Regions from separate parts of the Homo sapiens genome. Here region 1 is linked to region 2. The links are chromatin contacts, found by Hi-C in ENCODE. All regions are on one chromosome and are shown on one strand. The core of a region is the stretch at or near the end of the contact, and the rest is flanking DNA. Distances in the headings are between cores, read along the strand shown. Region 1 has its middle 71 kb from the start of CYSLTR2. Region 2 overlaps RB1 (RB transcriptional corepressor 1).

Region 1 (7,592 bases), core at 331-2,830, 330 kb before region 2:
TTGCACTATGCTGTCTCTTCAAAAGGTTATCATACAAGAGAGTCCAGTTTTGAAGGTGGGCAAAAATGGTGGCTTGGACTCTCGATGTTTATGTTCACTTCCGTTTACTTGCAACCAACAAGCAGAGCCAAAATTATTCATAAGATCAAGAACAGAGACAAAGCCAAGTTTGAGTCAGTGTAACCCATGGGGAGTGAGGGATCTGCCATCAAGAGGAGCCCCCAACCATGAGGCAGAGGAGGGCCCTGTTGCCCCCCGGGGCTCAGCCTCTCAGGTATTGGTGCACTCTCTTTTGGGCTGAGTTGTGTTCCCCCAATTCACGTTGAAAACCTAATTCCCAGTGTGACTGTATTTGGAGATAGAGCCTTTAGGGAGGTAATTAAGGTGAAATGAAGTCACAGGGGTGAGACCCTAAAGTGATAGGACTGATGTCCTTATAAGAAGAGGAAGAGATACCAGAGAACGCTCTCTGTTGCCAGGTGTGCCCACAGAGAAAAGGTCATGCAAGGACACAGTGAGAAGCTGCCATCTAAGAGTCAGGCTGAGGCCTCACTGGAAACCAACCCTGTCAGCACCTTGATCTTGGACTTCTAGCCACCAAAACTGTGAGAAAATAAATGTCTGCTATTTAAGCCACCTAGTTGTGTTATGATGTTGTAGCAACCTGATGAGAGTGACATATGCTCCAGTGAGTCCCTTCTGAGGTCCATTTCTTATTGCACCCTTGAGCCTCTAGCAAGCCTGGCCTTGGCCTACCTCAGCATCAAATTGGAGAGGGGATTCCCTCTGACTTCTAAGAGGGGTAGTCTGGTCTGCAGCAGTACTGGGTAGGGGTTGGTTTGGAATCCAAGATGCCTTAAATTGTTTATGCCTGAGCTTTTCATCTGCAATACAGGAAAGATAATATCAGTGCTTTTGAAGAAAGTTCTAAATATGCAATTATATTCAATAAATAATTGCTGACATCATCTATGCACAAAATATTGTACTGGGAAGGATGCAATACAATTTATCCCTCAAGATAAGTTTTTCTCAGTAATAACGTATGTGTGTAAAATAGTTGTGAAAGCATTTAGGAATGTGCCATTTTAAAATGGGGAGTTTTAAAAATAATATTACCTGCTTCCCAGAACCCTTAGCCTTACATACTTTATGTAAGCCATAGACTTGTCCTCACAATTCTGTGGCTTTCTCTTTCCTGCATCTTTGTGGCAAAATGGAAACAAACCAACATAAAATAAAATTCCAAACCTTTCATTTAAGGTAAGCGGATTTCAACCATCCATAAACAGTGGGAGGTCAGGACAGAATTCAATCAAGTTTGAGTTACTCATTATTTCTAGCACACAGTTTTGATAGTCTAATCATTCTCTTTTGAGATTATGGCATTATTTCCATATTTCTAAAAGTGACATATTTATGGAAGAAGTTGTTTATAAATGTCTGCATTGTTTATAAATGTCTACATATAAATGTCAAAGCAACTCTGGGTCTCCTTAACCTGCTTTGAGTCATAACAAGTTTGGTTTCCATGACATCACTTTTTACGCAGAGAGGATTAAAGTCATTTGTTGCATGAGCCCCAAGGGGCCATCTGGAGGAGTTTCAGGAGGCCCGCTTCTCCCTCATCACAAGGGCAGGACTGACTTCTGAGCTTCCTTCTGTCCAGGGCTGCATTATGCTGAGCATAATTAGTGTAAATCTTTTAAATAGGAACATGAGTATGCCCTATTTTCAGAACACTCAAAATAGCAAAATTCAAACACAAAGAACAGAGAAATTAGAGAACTACCTTAAACACAAAATAATAATTTGCTTAAAATAATGATTTACTGATTACTTCATTTGTGTGGCAAACTCCCTAAGGGCATTTAAAATATGGTTTGAATAATAAAAATCTTATTTGTATAACATGTCAAGTAGCATATGATAGTTTGCATTTGTGTAGAGTTTTGTTGATGTGTTTCATAATTTATTTTGTCCTCATGACACTTTGCAAGATGGGGCCTGTAGTGTTATTCCCATGTGACATGGTTGAGTGACGAAGACAAGTCCTTTGCCCAAGGTCACACAGCTGGAAAGCGTCAGAGGCAAGGCTAGACTTCAGTCCCTTGACTCTTTGTCAAATCACACTTTCCTCTAGATTCATACTTCTTTTTCAAATGTATGTTTTGGCTTGAAACAGAAGTCAGATATTTAAAAACTATTTTGGAATATATTCAAATTTGAAATGAAAAACTGTGTATAAAAATAATTTGACTTCCAAAGAGGGTAGTTGGAGATCTATAATGTTCTAAGAAGAGGATATAAAAATATTCTTCATCAGAATCACCAGTGAAGTCTTTTGTATTAGTCAGGATTCTCTAGAAAAGCAGAATCAATAGGATATATATCTGTTTCAGTATTTATATCTATATTTATCTATGCATATAAAGAGATTTATTATGAGGAATTGGTTCATGCAATTGTGGGGGCTGAGAAGTCCCACAGTATGCTGTTTGCAAGCTAGAGATACAGAAAAGCCAGTAGGATAGTTTTAGTGAGTCTGATGGCCTGAGAACCAGGAGAAATGATGGTATAAGTTTCAGTCTGAGGGCAGGAGAAGACCAGTGTTCCAGCTCAAGTAGTCAGATAAAGAGAGAAGGAATTCTCCCTTCCTCTGTCTTTTGGTTCTGTTCAGGCTGCCAACAGATTGGATGAAGGCCAATTACTTTGAAGTGGACCATGGGTTTTACTCAGTCCACTGATACAAATGTTAGTCTCTTCCAGAAACAACCTCACAGATACACTCAGAAATAATATTTAACCAGATATCTGGGCATCCTGTGGCCCAGGGCCCAGTCAAGTTGACACACACAAAATCAACCATAACACGTAAGAAAAACAAAACAAAACAAAAAACCCCAAAACAGATGGCCAAGCCAGACTACAAATATATTCAATAAGAATTTCCAGGTGTAGCTTTTGTTGTTTGCTTTAAAAAAATTTGTTTTAATTTTTTATTTTTCCATAGGGTATTGGGGTACAGGTGGTATTTAGTTACATGAGTGAGTTCTTTAGTGGTGATTTGTGAGATTTTGGTGCACCCATCACCCGGGCAGTAGACATTGCACCCTATTTGTAGCCTTTTATCCCTTGCTCCCCACCCTTACCCTCAAGTCCTCAAAGTTCATTGTATCATTCTTATGCCTTTGCATCCTCATAGCTTAGCTCCCACATATCAGTGAGAACATATGGTGTTTGATTTTCCATTCCTGTGTTACTTCACTTTGAATAATAGTCTCCAATCTCATCCAGGTCACTGCAAATGCTATTAATTCATTCCTTTTTATGGCTGAGTGTATTCCATGTATATATATACCACAGTTTCTTTATCCACTTGTTGATTGATGGGCATTTGGGTTGGTTCCATGATTTTGTGTTGTTTGCTTTTTTCAGAACTAGCAAGTTGACAGCCCAAACTAAAAAGCATGAACCCAAATGTGGCCAGACTAAGGCATGTTGAGAGAGTCATAGATTTTCAAAGTGAATGTCTTCTGTGCTCAAAGATGTTCCATTTCCTTGCAGGCAAACCTTATAAAATTAATGTGTGCTTATCTCCTCTAACAGAGAAGAAAGAATGAATTATATGCAATTGAAGATAATCAAGAATAAATTCTGTTTAACTTCAGGGCATGGTTGTATATTTTTATTGAAAATATGGTCCATATGTTCCTTCCAGAGTCATGTTCCTTATACACAACTCTAGTCATTATACTATTCCCCTAGGAAGTCTCCCATGGCTCCCCATTGCCCTCTGAATTACAGTGTGTTCCTTAGCATGGCATTCACATCCTCCATGACCCCACCCAACCTACTCTTACAGCATCTTTGTGCTGTGACTGTCCTTCTAGGGTCCTGCATGTCTGCCAGTCCACATCAGTGTGCTTACAACTTCCAAAAAGTACTAGATTTTATTTGTGTCTTTATGTATGTCCGTCAACTGAAATACCTTTCTCTCTTTTTTTTCCTCATTCCTCAATCTCTATCTGCTGACTTCTACCTATTCTTTAGGGGTTAAGCCAAGTAGTCCATTTTTTCACAAAGCCATCACTTGAATGAGAATTCTTCCTTTTCTGTGCTCTGCTGGTACTTCATCTTCACTTCCTGAGTTACATCTTGGTGTTTTATGTACATAGTTTAAGTCTTTTCTAGGCCATATGTTAGCCATCCTTATACCCCTAAGGTGGCCAGCACAGTGCCTGACACATAAATGGCAGGTACACACAGTAAAATAACTTGTGGAATTGAATTGAATGGTAGTTCTTGTATTTTGGAAGTTCATTTCAAATAAAATTATGAAGGCTTTCCCTAGAAGTATGACTTGGGAGAAGACAAAATTCTTTTCAATTTCTCTATTTTGTAGTCAAAAGAAGGCTGTGTCTAAACAGGCAAATGTGAAAAGTAGACTACTGTGGGTGACTTGGGAAACTGACCGAGCTGCTAAGGTTGGCAAAGAAAGAGGCAGCAGGGGAGACACAATCTTTGTCGTAACTACAGATCAGTTGATACCTAGGTATTCAAGTTTGCAGAGAGGACAAACCAGTGGTGGTGAAATTCTAAGAAAATATGTTCCTATCACTAGGATCCTTGGTTAACTTGATGAGTGAAATTAGGCAGAATTGAGCTGCCAAAATGGGAGTTAGCAAAAAGTAAGCAAGGTATGGGATCTCAAAGAATAGACTCCAAACCAGCCTATGGTCCTCACTGATAAATGGGCTGAACACACACACACACACACACACACACACACACACACACACACACACAGAGAGAGATGTATATGTCAGAGTCTGTTTGAAGGAGTAGATGAGGATATAGGAGAAAAACCAAGAGATTGTGTCACAAAGCCCAAGAAAAGAAAGTGTTATAAGAATAATTAGTGGTCAACTGTGTCTAATGCAATACAGATTGTGTAAATTGAGACTAGGGAAAAAAACCATTAGATTTGACAACATGGTGATCATTGATGACTTTAGCAAGGCCAGTTTGAGCACAGTGTTAGAAACAAAAATCTGGATTAGAGGGGATTGAAGAGTGAATGGGGCTAGGCATTCTCACTAGGAAAGCATGCCACAGATTCATACCAAATTTATAATAAAATCCCAGATAACTCAAAACCTTACTTCCTTTTCTACAAAGAGCTAAAAAGCTTTAATTTATGATCATATGGAGGACAATATTCTCTAAAATTCTGACCTTATAAAAGCTATGTAATCTTAATTTTTAAGTGCACTACAGAGTACAAAATAAAGGAAAAAATATAGAGAGGTGGAAAAACAAAGTAAAAGTTTGAACCCTGAGAAATAGTGGAGGGCCAACAAATGCTTTCACTATGAAATTACTTTCTAAACCCTAGTGAATTTATGTGTTGTTATTTTTGATGACCTCATAGGATGAGGGAAACTGGAGATAAAGTTTAGATCCCACCCAAAAAGGAAAGTCTAACAGAAAAGCTCTTGTTGTGTAACAAACCACCCCAATACTTAGTAACCTAAATCAACAATGCATTATTACATTCTATTGGTTCACTAGGCTCAGCTGGTAAGTTCTCACTTGGGGAGTATCATGGGGTTACAACCAGTGGAGGCTGAGGCAAGAGTCATCTGAAGACTTGACTGTCTACCCAGGAGGGCTCATTTACAGTTGAGCGGTTGATGGTGGCTGTTGTCTGGGAGCTCAGCAGGGGCTGCCAACCTAATCATCTTCACATTAGTTATCCAGATAGCTTGATCTTCTTGCAGAATGATTGTTGAATTTCAAGAAGAAACATCTCAAGAGTTACTTTGAAGAGGTCCGGGCAGAAACCACAAGGCTCGATATGACCTAGCCATAGAAGTCCGAGAATGTCACTTCTGCTGTATCCCATTGGCTAAACATACCATTAAGCCCAGCCCACATTCAAGAGGAGAGAAATTAGATTCCACTTCTTGATGTGATAAATAGCATGCACTTACAGGTAGAGGGGGAATCGATGGTAGCCATTTTTGGACAAGATCTACTATACCCCCTAAGTAAAGCTAGAATACTATAGGCTTCACTCTTAGTATAAGGGCATATGAGAAACAAACCTATTATACAGAAGAAAGCAACAATGCACCTTGCCTGTCTGGACCCCTTCATTAGGTAAGGGGAGAAAAATATCTATCTTGAAAATTTTGAATCACAATTTGATTATTGGAGAAGTTATGGTCAGAATTTACAAGGCCTATGTGATATTAAAAAATCAAGCAGTGAATTTAATTTAATGTAGCCCCAGGATTTTAATGTATCCCAAAACTTGGCAGAAATAAATGCAAAACATCTCTGGAGGAAAGTCAAGATAAGCCTTAAAAATTCCACTGATAGAGTTCCAAAGAACAGGGATTCATTGTTTAAAATGGCAAAATATACCAAGTCAGCATGGGCGACAGACAGCAAAAATGATATACAGCAGATCAGATAGACAAAGACTTTAAGATGAAATTATTAGACATGATCATAAAGTAAGCATATTTCAATAAATGAAGATGAGGCATGAAAAGATTAACAAGTACAAGAAATGATGAATTACAACTATGCCATTAGGAAAAAAATTTATTTCTAGAAATGAAAAGTAAAATTATTGAAATTTAAAATGCAAAACATGGGTTTAACATTGGATTAGACACAGCTAAGTGTAACTCAGGTTAATGGAAAAGAAATCTATACCTCCGCACGTCACAGAAATCTTTTAGAGCACAAAAGACAAAGAGAAAATCTTAAGACCAATCAGAACAAGAAGCATCTCATCTATGAGGCAGTGTCGCACTAAAGTTTAGTGTAGTAGATAGGAGGATAAGGGAGTTTAGTGTTAGGTGTGGTTGGTGAGAATGTGAGCTCTGGAACTGTACTGACTGGGTTTCCATACTGGTTCAATTATTTACAAGTACATCTTGACAAGTTGCTTCACCTCTATATGACTCAGTTTCCTCATATGCAAAATATGATTAATTATATTTTCAATTTCTCTTAACGAAAAATGAACACATATTTTTGGAAGAGTGTCTAGCATTAATAAATGCTAGCTACTATTATGGAAGTAATGTTACTTGAATAGCTGACATCTTATCAGCAACAACAAAAAGCAGAAGATGGTTAATCTAGCTATCAACCCGAATCCTACATTTACACACATAGTTATGCATATATTTGTTCACTGTTTCTTCTTGCATTTCAGACTGTTAATCTATTAACATTTTTCTTTTGCTGAAAATACAACCTTTGTTATTTTCTTTTGTGAGGGTTTATTTGTGTTTAATTCCCTACATTTTATTTATATAAAGACCACAGTGAAAGTCACTTGAAACCCACAGGTTTCAACAAGCTAAATGTCTGGCGATCTCAAATGTTTCCAAAAAGGTAGATCCTTAGGATTTTACATACATTGCTGGCAGAAGTATGAATTGGTGAAACCAATTTGAGAAAGACCTAGAAATGTTGATCGTGAACACATTCCTAACTGTATAATATGGAAAAGCTTTTACATGTGAGTATTGAGAGACATGTGTGAAAATATTCATAGCAGCATTGTT
Region 2 (6,644 bases), core at 3,506-6,005:
CCTTTTTTTCTGATTTGTCCTTTTTCCTTTATTAAAATGGGAGAAATTCTTTTTTAAATGATGGTGATAATAGATGAGAAGAATATTTTAATGTCATTACTTGGCAAAATTTGGACAGTGGCCGTCATGGAGAAATTGCTACCTTCATACATTTCTGGTGGGAATGAAAAATAGTACAAACCTTATGGATGGGATTTGGCAATATCTAACACACACATACACACACACATTAACCCTTTGACCCAGCATTCTTACTTCTAGGTATTGATCCTCAAGACACAATTTCAATTACATAACACACACATACATACATACATACACACACACACACAGAGTTATTTATTGTGGTAATAGTTGAAATTGCAAAATACTGGAAACCACCTAGATGTCCAATCATAGAAAACTAGTTGAACAGACTGTAGTATATATACAAAATACAGTACTATGCAGCTGTAATAATGAGAAATATCTCTATAAATTGATATGGAATGACTTCAAGAAGGTAGTGTTAAATGAAAAAAAGCATAAAAGAGCACACATAGTATGCCACCTTTTGTATAAGAAAAAGGCAAAATAAAACGTGCATACCTGCTTATTTTTATAAAAAGAAACACAGGAAAGATAAACCAAAAAACAAGGGTGGGGTTGGAAATGGGATAGAAGGAATATCAAAGAATATGACATTTTTCAGATTATACCTTTTTGTATAGTTACGACTTTGGGAAACATGTTAATGCTTTATATTGGGTATTGACAAACTTTCTTCTCAAGGAGTAGATAGTAAATATTTTCGGTTTGCAGGCTCTACTTTCTGGCTGCAACTTCTCAGCTCTGTACTGCAGTGCAAAAGCAGCCACAGACAATATATAAATGAATAAAGCGGCTGTGTTAAAACAAAATTTATGGTCTGTGGGCTGTGCATGCCATCTCCTGTTATATGCAGTCAAAACTATGGGCCAACAAGGATGGGAGAAAAACACCCTAGAACTTCATTTATTTTAGTGTCTGGCACATAATTGGTCTCAATAATTAGAATGAATCTTAAAATTCTTCAAAAGCCCGAGGAAAAAAGGCAAATTTTCTTTTGTTAATACACAAATTCATTATTACTCTTATTACTTGATTTATCAACTTTAAACTGTATTTGTTAAATTCCCACCATTTAGATGAGGTTATACAATTGTTAAAAGAAACCATTTTGTTGTTGAAGGCATTCTTTATGAAACTATCTGATTTCTCATGTGGAACAAACATTTTCTGGGCTTGTTGCATCGTAGGATTTTTTGCATTTTTCTCTCTGCTCTGGTGTGACAGTTTTTTTATTAGGTCTTATGATTTCCCTTTTGTGGATTCTTTTTTCATTTTTTTAAAGCATATTCCCTAGTAATTTCATTTCAAAAGGGCAGTCAAAAGATAAACATTCTGAGTCCTTGCATTTCCAAATTTCATTTTGCTGTCATATTTGACAAATTTTAGGTTATAAAATATCCAGTATTCCTAATGAGAACTTCTGTGCTGATCTGGATCTCATTCCCCTAAAATAGCTTACTTTTTCTCTCTGGAAGCTTTTATAATTTTCTCATTATCTTTAGAATTCTGAATTTTTTGCTGGGTGGGGTGGCTCACACCTATAATTCCAGCACTTTGGGAGGCCGAGGCAGGCGGATCACGATGTCAGGAGTTTAAGATCAGGCTAACCAACATGGTGAAAACCCGTCTCTACTAAAAATACAAAAATTATCTGGGCGCGTTGTCTCGTGCCTGTAATCCCAGCTACTCAGGAGGCTAAGGCAGGAGAATCGTTTGAACCTAGGAGGCAGCGGTTGCAGTGAGCGGAGATCACACCATTGCACTCCAGCCTGGGCGACAGAGCGAGACTGTCATTAAAAAAAAACAAAAAGTATCCACATTCATTCATCATGCTTGGCACTATGGGCCCTTTCCATCTGAAGCCCCCTGGTTTTCATTAGTTTTGGAATTTTTTTTTTCTGTTCTTTTTTATTATTTTCTCTCCTCCATTTCCTCTGGTCTTTCTTATGGTAATGAATAAATATTGAACTGAGGTACCTGAAAATACCAAAGTAAGGAACTACATAACCTACCAGTACAATACTTTGTTGTATTTTCCTCCTAGGAAGAACTGCCTTTCCTATTTCTTTTTCTTTAGGTCTGTTACAGAAGTCTCGGTTTACTTCAATTTCTGTTCTGCTTCTCTCTTTGGCACCATCAGGAAACCCTAGCCCCGTGTCTGTAAGTGTACACAAAATTTGAAGGTGGGCGCGGGCTTGTATCTGTACAGTTTATGCACTGCACAACAGCATGGGGCTTCAGCCTAAACTCTGCATACCAAGCTTAGGGTTGCTGTGTCCGGACGGCATCTTTTTATAATCCATTAGTAAAGAGGAAGGTGCTTTTTTTTCGTTTTTCTTTGAGACAGTGTCTCATTCTGTCACCCAGACTGGAATGCAGTAGTGCAGTCACGGCTCCCTGCAGCCTCAACTTCCCAGGCTCAAGCAATCCTCCCTCCTCAGCCTCCCAAGTAGCTGGGACTACAGAGGTGCATTTTTTTTATTCTCATAGGCTGGCATGGCCTTAGATGGGGGACTGGTCCAGGTGTTTCATGTTCTTAAAATGTTGCTCACAAAGTGTAGTACCCAGACCAGCAGCATCAGTATCACCTGGAAACATATCAGAAATACAAATTCTTGGACCCTACACTGGAAACTTTGTGACTGGGCCCAGCAATCTGTAATATGTGTTTTAACAAGCCCTCCTGGTAATTTTGATGCATGCTCAAGTTTGAGGACCATTGCCAAACAGCACTTTAGAAAACCTTCCTGATTATTGCCCCACTCTCTGTATCTGCTACTTTGAGCTTGGGGGCTCTCTAAGACTCCCACTTCCACCAGTCCCCTTTCCTGGGGGTGTTGTGTGCTGTGGTTTTCTCTACTTTATTGTATCCACAATACACTCATCATTTATTTTTTATACTAAAAAAATGAATCAACTCCTCCACTTCCCTCCACAGTTTTTCTGCTTCACAGTCTGAGTACTGCTGGGTTTCACTCCCCTGTGATATGTGTCTTTTTTGTCACTTCTGTAGGGTTTGCGGGGAGAAAGGAGGTAGAAGTGTGTGTTCAGTCTGCTCTTCCGATACACTGAGTTCCATTATCTCATTATAAATGAGAAATAGTTTCATTTTTAAAAGCAATTGCACAATCCAAGTTACACAAAAAGTCATACTACTTAAGCCCTTTGACTGCTGCTAAAAAATAGTGTTTTTACATCAAAACACAGGAGATCTTTAAATTACTAACAACATAACCTTCAATTTAATTTTCTTTTAAAACTGATAATTTTCCAACTAATTTTACCAATTATTGTTAGCTCATATTTTAATAGGACATAAAACCTATGAATCATAGGTTTTATATATAAAAAAGGTAAAAAGGTTTTATATATAGTACTTTACGAACAGAAGCAATTTATTTAAATAAAAATGAATACTACTTAAGACTTAGCACTAAAAAATTATACCATTTGATTTATATGTCATATAGGTAATTTTTGCTAATGGCCAAAATTATTGGACAAAAATTACTATACTTTATGTTGTGGTCTCATAAGACTTCCTGAGATGACAAAGACTGAAACACACATGATTCAATATAATCTTAGCTACCTAAAACGAGGGGAAAAAATGGACCTGCATTTAAAGAAAAATAAAGCAAAGGACACATATAAATAGTTTCTGTAGGCCAAGAGTGGCAGCTCATGACTAATCCCAGCACTTTGGGAAGCCAAAGCAATAGGATCACTTGAGTCTAGGAGTTTGAGACCAGCCTGGGCAACAGCAAGACCCCGTCTCTACAAAGAATAAAAAAAATTAGCTGGGTGTGTTGGCTCACACCTGTAGTCACATCTACTAAGGAGGCTGAGGTGGGAGGATCACTTGAGCCCAAGAGTTCAAGGCTTCAGTGAGCTATGATTGTGTCATTGCACTCCAGCCTGGGAAAACAGAGTGAGACTCATCTGTTTAAAAAAAAAAAAAGGTTTTCTACAAGGGATTTCTTTACCACTCTCCATCCCTTCCCCAGGCCATTTGTTCTTCATTGGAACTGAAATGTGCAAACGTTTATTTTCAGAAGACCCCGTTAAAATATGTGGGTTCAACTAAATCAGATGCCAATCTAAAAGTGTACACTATTAAAGGTGTCTGATATTCCTATGAAAAAGATAATGCAAAAAAATTATATTTTCAAGAACAGATAGTAAGTTCAGTATTGGATTAGTGTATCCTATGTTCATTTTTGTTTATGACTCATGTAAAAGACAAGTAATTTCACTTCTCCACCTTTTTCATCTTAATGTTTAAAAGAAAAAAACTAAATGATAAAACCTAATATAAAAACTATCATTACTTAATATGTAAATTTAAAAACTTTTAGACAATTAAATTATCTTAAAATAAGAAAAGGGCATAATGATAAAATGACCAGACTTAAAAGATAGCAAGACAGATTTATGTTAGTCTTTGAAGAATTCTTAAGGAATATAATCAAAATCTTAAAGATAAATTTGTTGTTATATTTAGTGGAGATAAGAACCACTGAAACTTAGCAAAGTAAGAAAAGGCTTTTTTGAAAAGGCTAAGAAACAAATCCAGCTGTTTCCTATTCTACGTTTCCTTATCATGTTCTAAATCTAGCACTTACAGGAAGACACCAAAAATACCTTTGATATTTGGCCATTTCTGAGAAAAGCTGAAAATATGAAGACCCAATTAAGTAAATTAGTAACAACACCAAGGACCACAAATGTGTATGTTGAAACAGACTGGGTCGTGACAGTTCAGAGTTTTTAAAACATGCTATAAATAGTTGGAAAAATGAAATGCCAAAAAGTTGTTCTATTTTATAATTAAAGGTAAGTAAGCTTAGATGATTGAAGCATAATTGCCTTAGAGTAGTTCTAAAATTTTAGTAAACTCAATAATTAATAACAGCCTTTTATTTTGCTGCAGAAATTCAGAAGCCACACTAATTAGGATCGATTTCTCCTATTTCTCTTCTTTGTTTCTTGCATATCCAGAATTCTAGAGCCCTTCCTCACAATTCCAGTTAAGATTTGACTGTAAGTTTACAAACTGAAAATTCTAAAACTAAATTCAAGTAATTATCTAACATCATGACTCTTTATAAAATTCTCTGAATAAGAGTATATGTGCTTCCATCCCACAGGTTAGGTACAGAGAGTATGTCCTAGCTATTCTTCTACCATTGCTACTTCCCTTCTTGTTTGTACTTGAATAGTGAACTAACACCACCCTCAGGGTAATTACTGACATGATTCATAACTAAAGCAACATAACAAATTCCAACTGTAATATAACAGTGAACACTGCCCATACTTAACAATGCTGGAGTCCCATGATGCCTTTTCCCCCTGAACTTTTTCCATTTTGAGAAGGTGATGGGGGAGGAGGGGTGCCTCAAGAGAAGAGAAAAATTCTCTGTACTTATAGTAAGCCAAGATAAACAGGTTAATACTGTGTAACTGAATCCTCGGTTCTCTGTTCTTATGAAATCACTGTATAGCAGAGGAAAAGGAATGAAGGGTACTAACAATTAATTGTTATGTTTCTAATTACTATTCTCATAAATGCTCATTTATTCCTCACAACAACTGAAAGTTATCCCTATTTTACATACAAGGAAACCTGAGATACAGAGACATAATTTGTTCAGAACCACACCAAAGCAAGTTACATGACATCTCTGGACCTCAGGTCTCTTTATCTATAAAATAGGGATAGCAGTGTTTACACTTCCAGGCTTCTGTGAATATTAAGTAAGATCCGCTAATTCAAAGTCTAGGCCCTTTTTGCCATAGCATAGTAACACTCACAAACACAAAAATACAAACACAGATAAAACATGAGCAAATAAACGAATCATGACAATGCACATACCAAACAGTAAACTAATATACACTAAAAGGCAACATAGAGGCTAAAAGTATAGTCTCTGGAACCAGATAGCCTGAGTTAAAATTCTGGCTCTGTCACCAACCAGTTTTGTGGACACAGGAAAGTTTCTCCATCTGTGAAACAGTGATGACAGAATCTATTTCATAGAGTTGTGAGAAGTTATGAGTTAATACACTGAAGCACTTTTAACAGTACCTATAATAGGACATATGCAAAAACATTACCTATTATTACTTCTACACTGAAATGTCACACACATAAATGAGAGTTATTTTGATGCTGGTCTGTATAATTATCAGACAAACTTCCAAAGAAGTAAGCAAGTGATGAGCACTACTTCCTAAACTAAGTTTCTATGAGCTACCTACAGGACATTCCTGAGTTGTTAGATTTTTGTTTGTTTTTTATTTTTGGACATCCTTGAATTTCTTAGTCCCTTTTGCCAATTAATGAACAAAGAGAATGGGTAATGTGTATAATATGGATGGTGTGGTGGGGAGGAGTGACATGAATAGACAAGTTATGAATATTTCTCTACAGTAAACTCTGGCATTTTTTCATATGTCAGAGTGTTTTAAAATTAAAGAAGGGTATAGATACATAGAGAAAAGAATAGACTTAGGGATCAGACATAGGACTCAGGTACTACAAGTTA

What was found. Hi-C counts contacts between places; a loop is a spot of excess contacts on that map. Pooled maps may share reads with other maps.
Region 1: a pooled map shows a loop between it and region 2 (2.6-fold over the local background). The contact joins two enhancer-like sites. A Hi-C loop is called at or near these places in 2 of 37 single-sample maps with no recorded cell type and 9 of 50 pooled maps.

What each region holds. Positions count from the first base shown.
Region 1 is chr13:48,721,345-48,728,936 of GRCh38, reverse strand. No RefSeq gene overlaps it. Among named protein-coding and RNA genes, the nearest start is that of CYSLTR2, 71 kb to the right of the region's middle. Within about 2 kb of position 1,580, at least 4 of the 41 ENCODE cell types and tissues checked have a DNase peak (open chromatin) inside an H3K27ac peak, as active enhancers do.
Region 2 is chr13:48,399,787-48,406,430 of GRCh38, reverse strand. The region is part of intron 17 of RB1 (RB transcriptional corepressor 1); the gene reads right to left. It also overlaps a transcript of LPAR6 not described here. Among named protein-coding and RNA genes, the nearest start is that of LPAR6, 10 kb to the left of the region's middle. Within about 2 kb of position 4,755, at least 10 of the 41 ENCODE cell types and tissues checked have a DNase peak (open chromatin) inside an H3K27ac peak, as active enhancers do.